Regions from separate parts of the Mus musculus genome. Here region 2 is linked to region 1. Evidence: chromatin loops called from intact Hi-C (ENCODE). Cell type or tissue: gastrocnemius. All regions are shown on one strand. Each heading gives the region's core, and the rest is flanking DNA. Links, peaks and the distances in the headings are about the cores only. Region 1 overlaps Nyap2 (neuronal tyrosine-phophorylated phosphoinositide 3-kinase adaptor 2). Region 2 has its middle 27 kb from the start of 2310015K22Rik.

Region 1 (2,924 bases), core at 161-2,660:
AATGTATCACATTTTCTGTATCTATTCCTTTGTTGAGGGACATCTGGGTTCTTTCCAGCTTCTTGGTATTATAAATATGTCTGCTATGAATGTAGTGGAACATGTGTCCTTATTACATGTTGGAGCATCATCTGGGTATATGCCCAGGAGAGGTATTGCTGGATCTTTAGGTAGTACTATGCCCAATTTTCTGAGGAACTGCCAGACTGACTTTCAGAGTGGTTGTGCCAGCTTGCAATTCCACCAGCAATGTATCAAAACCCCCAAAGTAATGCTCAAACCCACTGTTACTTAAGCCCATCATAGCAGAGGTACCAAACTGTCCCATGATGCTTTGTTTTCTGCCCCACAGGCTTGTGTAAGTGACAAATATTTTCTTGAAAATTAATGCAGCGATTCCATTGGTTCAAAAAGGTATCTGGCATTGTCTATTGTCGCAATGATAGTAGTAAATTGCACATTCAGGCAAAAATTAATTCTGAATACATGGATCTATCACCATGAGCTCGAGAAAAAAACAGCATTTGGAGGCTTTTCTTGAGATCAGTGTCGGTATTAGTGGATGTAATATATTGATTTTATAATGGGATGCCTCAGTATATGGCAGAACTGCACTTAGGACCTTCTTAGAGAATTGATGCTTGCTATGTACATAGGTTATAAATCATGGTAAGTGGAAGTAGTGCTCTGCAGACCAAGAGAAAAAGATGGCATTTAATATGACAACATTATGGTGAGTTTATTGATATGAAAAACCATTGCAACTACCCTTCCAAATACTACTGTTTACTGACTTTGAGAAGGGTACTGAAGAGGAGTATACACAGTTAAGAAAAAGGCCACTTAAATATTCTTTCCTCATTAACTACCTATCTGTGGCTGGAGTTCCTTCAGATGTTTAACTCTAGCATGGTCACCACTGGTTTCTGATAAAAACTAATTGAGTATTTATGAAACAACTTATTTTTTAAAGATTTATTCATTTATTTTACGTATATGAGTACAGTGAGGGCATCAGATCTCTTACAGATGGTTGTGAGCCACAATGCAGTTGCTGGGATTTGAACTCAGGACCTTCGGGAGAGCAGTCAGTGCTCTTATCCGCTGAGCCATCTAGCCAGCCAGAGCCTTCAATAGCTCAGTTGGTAGAGCAGAGGACTGTAGCTAATACAATATGAAACAAATTATTTTAAACCATATTTCAAAGGAGGTGAATGTAAAATCTGTTTTATAGTTCATATTTATAAAATTGAAATTTCTCCATTCTTTAAAAGTCTCCAATCTTTCTTTAAAATGAAGTCTTCCCATTGAAGGAGGGAGAGGGTGAGACAGCAAGAGCTAGAGCACTCAGGGGAGAGGGGCAGGGAGGGAGGGAAGGAGGGAAAGTTGATTTGGAGTTTGTAGTTCCTCTCTGGTAACAGTAGATGGCAGTAAAAACAAGCTTCCTGCACTAGTCTCAAAAGCCTTAACACAAGTCAGACTGAGCCTTCTGCTATAGTAAGTAATGTCTTCTATGGATTTTCAAAGAAACAGCAAGAGTGTTCTTTGTGAGTGGTGTTGGTGTAGTGTACCCATGGGCCCTGTCCAAGGATAGCCAAGGGCTGCCAATAGGAGCATTATCATAAAGGGCATCCCCAGAGGGTTGGGGTGGAATCATGTGCCAGCACACTGCCTTCAAGGTTCTTGGGCAGCTCTGATATTTTACTGAGACAAATAAAAAAGAACTACCCTCTGAATCAGCTGATGAACTATCTATGGCTGGTTAATTCTCAAGAGACCCAACTAAGATTAGCTGGAAATACAGGGTTTTTTTGTTTTTTTTGTTTTTGTTTTTTTTCAAGAATGAAATTATGACCAAATTGCAATTTTTTCTGTAGTGTTCAAAGTATCACTGTATTATACAACATCACATTGTATGTGTGTGTGTGTGTGTGTGTTTTAAATTGGAAATCAAGTTTATGCAAAATATATGCATACAAAATAATATGTGTGATGAATTACTTTATCATTCACATTTATAAAACGGAATTACCTCCATTTGTTAATGTTTACTATCAGAGAGAGAAGGAGGGAAGGAGACAGGAAGGAAGACAGGAAGAGGAGGGAGGAAAAGAAGGGAAGGGAGAACAAAGAGGGGGAGAATGTGGTGAGTAGCTGGTTGATATTATAAAACAGATGAGGTAAGACTGGCTTCATGGGCAGGTACTCTCTCATAGGCAAGCACAGAGAGAAGTCAATATCACCCAGTTCTTGGACTTCAGACTGCTCTACTGCAGCTGTAATTAGCACCTTACTTCCCCCCAAAGTTGGAGTATGAATATAATAGCTTAAAGGAAATTACATAAAACTATTAGAAAACAAAGATGTGTGTCCCAGTTTATTAAATGCTGCTTTTACTGTCAGCCCCTGGAAAAGCAAGAATGAGCTCCTAGATGCCATAAGCCACCTTCTCATCACCCCAGGACCTGCGGTTTTTACAGATGTGTGCAGTTCCTACAGATGTGTGGGAAGAGTCAATACTCATCCAAGTATATATCGTTTTCTTGTTTTGTATTTCGGTAAACAACCAACACACATGCATGAGCAGGCTGCTCAAGCTTTCAAGAATTAACATGATATGGTAACACAACACAGTCAGCCACAAGCATCTTTCACTTAGTGACAGAAACAAAGATTGTGTGGACCAAAGAGCAAAGAAAACATTTCTCCTTTGGTTTTATAAGGCATGCCATTTGGGACAGCAGATTTATCTCCATAATTCTGTTGTTCTTGGTCTAGGAGGATGATAAATTATAGGCTCCTCTTGATTACATAAGTCCTGGGTTTAAAAATCTATAAATGGCTTCCTGACATTTTAAGGTAAGAGTCAAATCACAAACACAGGCTATGGGCTGCCTCTCTGACCTCCTTTTAGCCCCTGTACA
Region 2 (2,924 bases), core at 204-2,703, 1.1 Mb after region 1:
GGTGACAAGACCACCAAGGCCAAAGATTATTGTTTTAATACTAGTATATTTCTCTGCGGTGGTTTCAGTATGGTAAGTACCCCCACAGTCTCATGTGTTGGCTGTGTAGACCCCAACATGGACAAGAGGGGAACAAGGCCACTGTATCAGGTCTTTACAACCCCAATTATATGAAGTCCTTTGTTACAAAGAAGCCAATGCCAGACTCGTCACTTCTGGCATAATACCAAGATTATGACTTATTACTGGGGTTGTCAAAGTCAACATAGCCTGATATCAGGACAATGACCAACCTAGGGGTTAATCCAGTGATAGTTGCCTAAAGTAACAAGATTATTCTGATATATATATATATACACATATATATATATACATATACATGTATATATGTATATATATATGAACAAGAATCTTGTAAAATGGTAGAAGTAGGTCCTATTCTAAGACGCAAGGGCTTGCTTACACTGAGGAGTTGGTTAGATTTCTAGTATCAGTCATGATTTCCTTCCTATTGGCTTTAAGTCCAATTAGACAGCTTTTGACTGTTTCCAAGATATGTGCCACTTGGGGTATGTCTTGCCGTACTGGCTATTGTTGTGGTTCATGGGCATCAGAGCTGGACAGACCTATTGACAGCTTACATAGCACCTGCTGGCATTATGAGAGTTATGCTGCAGGAAGCGAGCTTTCAAGTTAGATCTGGATGGAATATTCAGAGTCCTATATCTGAAGTGTTGGTGTCTTCGGCAACAGGGAAGTACCTTCAACCTCTGAGAGGCAACCGAGGGCAAGAGCAACTGCCTATATTTCTTTGGGAGTCACTTGGACTGTCCTAACCAACAACTCAAACAGAAGTTCCTCACATCCAGTCCAGGGGGGGTTGTTCGTCTATATTGGGTCTCAGAGAAATGACAGGAAAGTTACACTCTTGGTACCTCAACGATATACCAGGCTGCTGAAAGAAGACCTGGACAATGAAAAACGGCAGATAGACATGATTTCATGGAAGGAGGGGACCTGGTGGGGGGGGGGGCGTCAAATGACTATAGGCAGCTACAAAGAGGGATGACTGGTTCTTAACAGGGTGAGTTCCCTGGTTATCCAATACAAAATGATTACTGAAATCATATAAACACAAGCTATACTAAGTGGACTCAGCAGGTGTCATTCATATATCCAAGCATATATGTAACAACAACAACAACAACAACAACAACAGAAAAGAAGGCCATCAATGTGAGGTATTGGAGGAGTGAGGAGAGAGGGAATTGATGTAATTTTTATATTTAGATTAAAGCATTAAAAAAAAAATCAAGAATCCATGGACTTCCTGTAGAGCAGAGTTCAGAAAATACTAATTCAGCGGATTCTATTTCGTTGAAAAATGTCTTGACCTTTCCAGGGAAAAGGTGTTAAAGTCAGCAGGACACATTCTCTCTTTTTCATTCTGTAGTCACAGGTGCCTGGAGAGCTGTGCGCAGCATTTGTAGTAAATGAGCGGGATCCTATCGCCACCTTGTGGGAAGAAATGGAAGTGTTTTCATTCTGAGATTGGATGTAATTATGGATTCCTTTTTGTTTGCTTTTGACTCGTTCTTTTTTTGGGGGGTGCTTTGCTTTTTACGCATATTTATAAAAACTTTTGAAAATTACAAAACACAAATTTAATTTTCCAAAGGGCAAAGAAAGGATCTATCCAGAGCCGTTAAAAGCTGAGGTTTCTCCAGCCCACGTCTATTCCCAGGTGGGCTAAATTCAGTAGCTTCCGTCTCTCTACCAAAATTAGCTAGGGTAGATGGACTAGGAAGGACTCAGGCTGTTAAGGCCTCTGTGATAAGATATCATTTCCCAGATAAATATTTTAAATTCCTTTGTGTTAACTGTCAAGAGGACAGCATAGGTACCTCTAATTTTGCCGCAGCGAATTTGGGACAGGGCCGAAGAGATCATTATGAAATCGGGCTGCCTACTTTGAAAACTTTGTCTAGAGAGAACACTCCCAACCATTGGAAATACAAACAAAGGCTGATTTTAAAAACACCCACAAATTTTCATTGATCTAAACTAATGTAAACATTTTAAAGCTCTTCATTTTAAAGATTAATTTTATTCTACGTGGCTACATAAAGCTGCTTTCATGCAAATGTGTAATATTCTTTGAGTACATTCTCACTTTTTCTTTTCGTCATAAAGTATCTTTGATTCCCAAAACAGGAAAATCCAAGATTATAAGGTTTACTAACCTCTATGCAACTCTCACGGAAGGTTTTAACTTTTAAATTTCGTTTTATATTTTCAGTTCTTTGTGTGTGTCTCTGTTGGTACATGCACATAGATGCAATATCTATAGAGGCCAGAAGAGGGCGACAGATCCTCTGGAGCGGAGTCCCAGGCAGTTATGAGCAGCTGATTTTGGATCCTGTGAGCATCAGGGGCTCTCAATCACCGGCCCTTCTCTCCAGTTCCTGATTGGTTTCTGTCACTAGTTGTGGCATCGCCTCCGTAATGACAACATACTTTAAAGGCTTCCATGACAATATTTTGCTAATAGGTTGTCCTTATAATATTCTTGATCTTTTGCAGTTCCTATTTTGACCTTTTTGTCACCGTCATCTTCAGCACCCATGACATCTCCCCGTTTAGAATTAGCGTACCGAATAGTGAGTTCCATTGTAAGATTTCATACATATAAGGCGCTTTGATACTTGATAGCCCACACCCTCTCCTGTCATCTCCCTCCCTTCTACAGCTCTTCATCCATTTTCATGTACTTTATGAAAAGTTCATATTCAACATAGGAGTAAATAAATTTTGTCTTGTTTGAATCTGGTTTAATCCAGGTTCATTCATTATCTAGCAAAGGACCTGGTTTCAGCCTTCTTAATGGGTAGACACTCTCTCTCTCTCTCTCTCTCTCTCTCTCT

What was found. Hi-C counts contacts between places; a loop is a spot of excess contacts. Peaks named below come from ENCODE experiments on the same cell type or tissue, not always from the same donor. Only the 100,000 strongest peaks of a DNase experiment are listed, where the experiment ranks them.
Region 2: a loop joins it to region 1, with 5 times the contacts of the local background. A loop is called at or near these places in 4 of 42 quality-filtered maps.

Annotation. Positions count from the first base shown.
Region 1 is chr1:81,285,875-81,288,798 of GRCm38, reverse strand. All of the region lies in intron 5 of Nyap2 (neuronal tyrosine-phophorylated phosphoinositide 3-kinase adaptor 2), which reads right to left. Among named protein-coding and RNA genes, the nearest start is that of Nyap2, 210 kb to the right of the region's middle. In gastrocnemius, for the core only: a CTCF peak has its summit at 1,438 (motif pointing right); a DNase peak (open chromatin) is centred at 1,621.
Region 2 is chr1:80,179,797-80,182,720 of GRCm38, reverse strand. No RefSeq gene overlaps it. Among named protein-coding and RNA genes, the nearest start is that of 2310015K22Rik, 27 kb to the left of the region's middle. In gastrocnemius, for the core only: CTCF peaks have their summits at 1,524 (motif pointing left) and 2,357 (motif pointing right); DNase peaks (open chromatin) are centred at 1,512 and 2,382.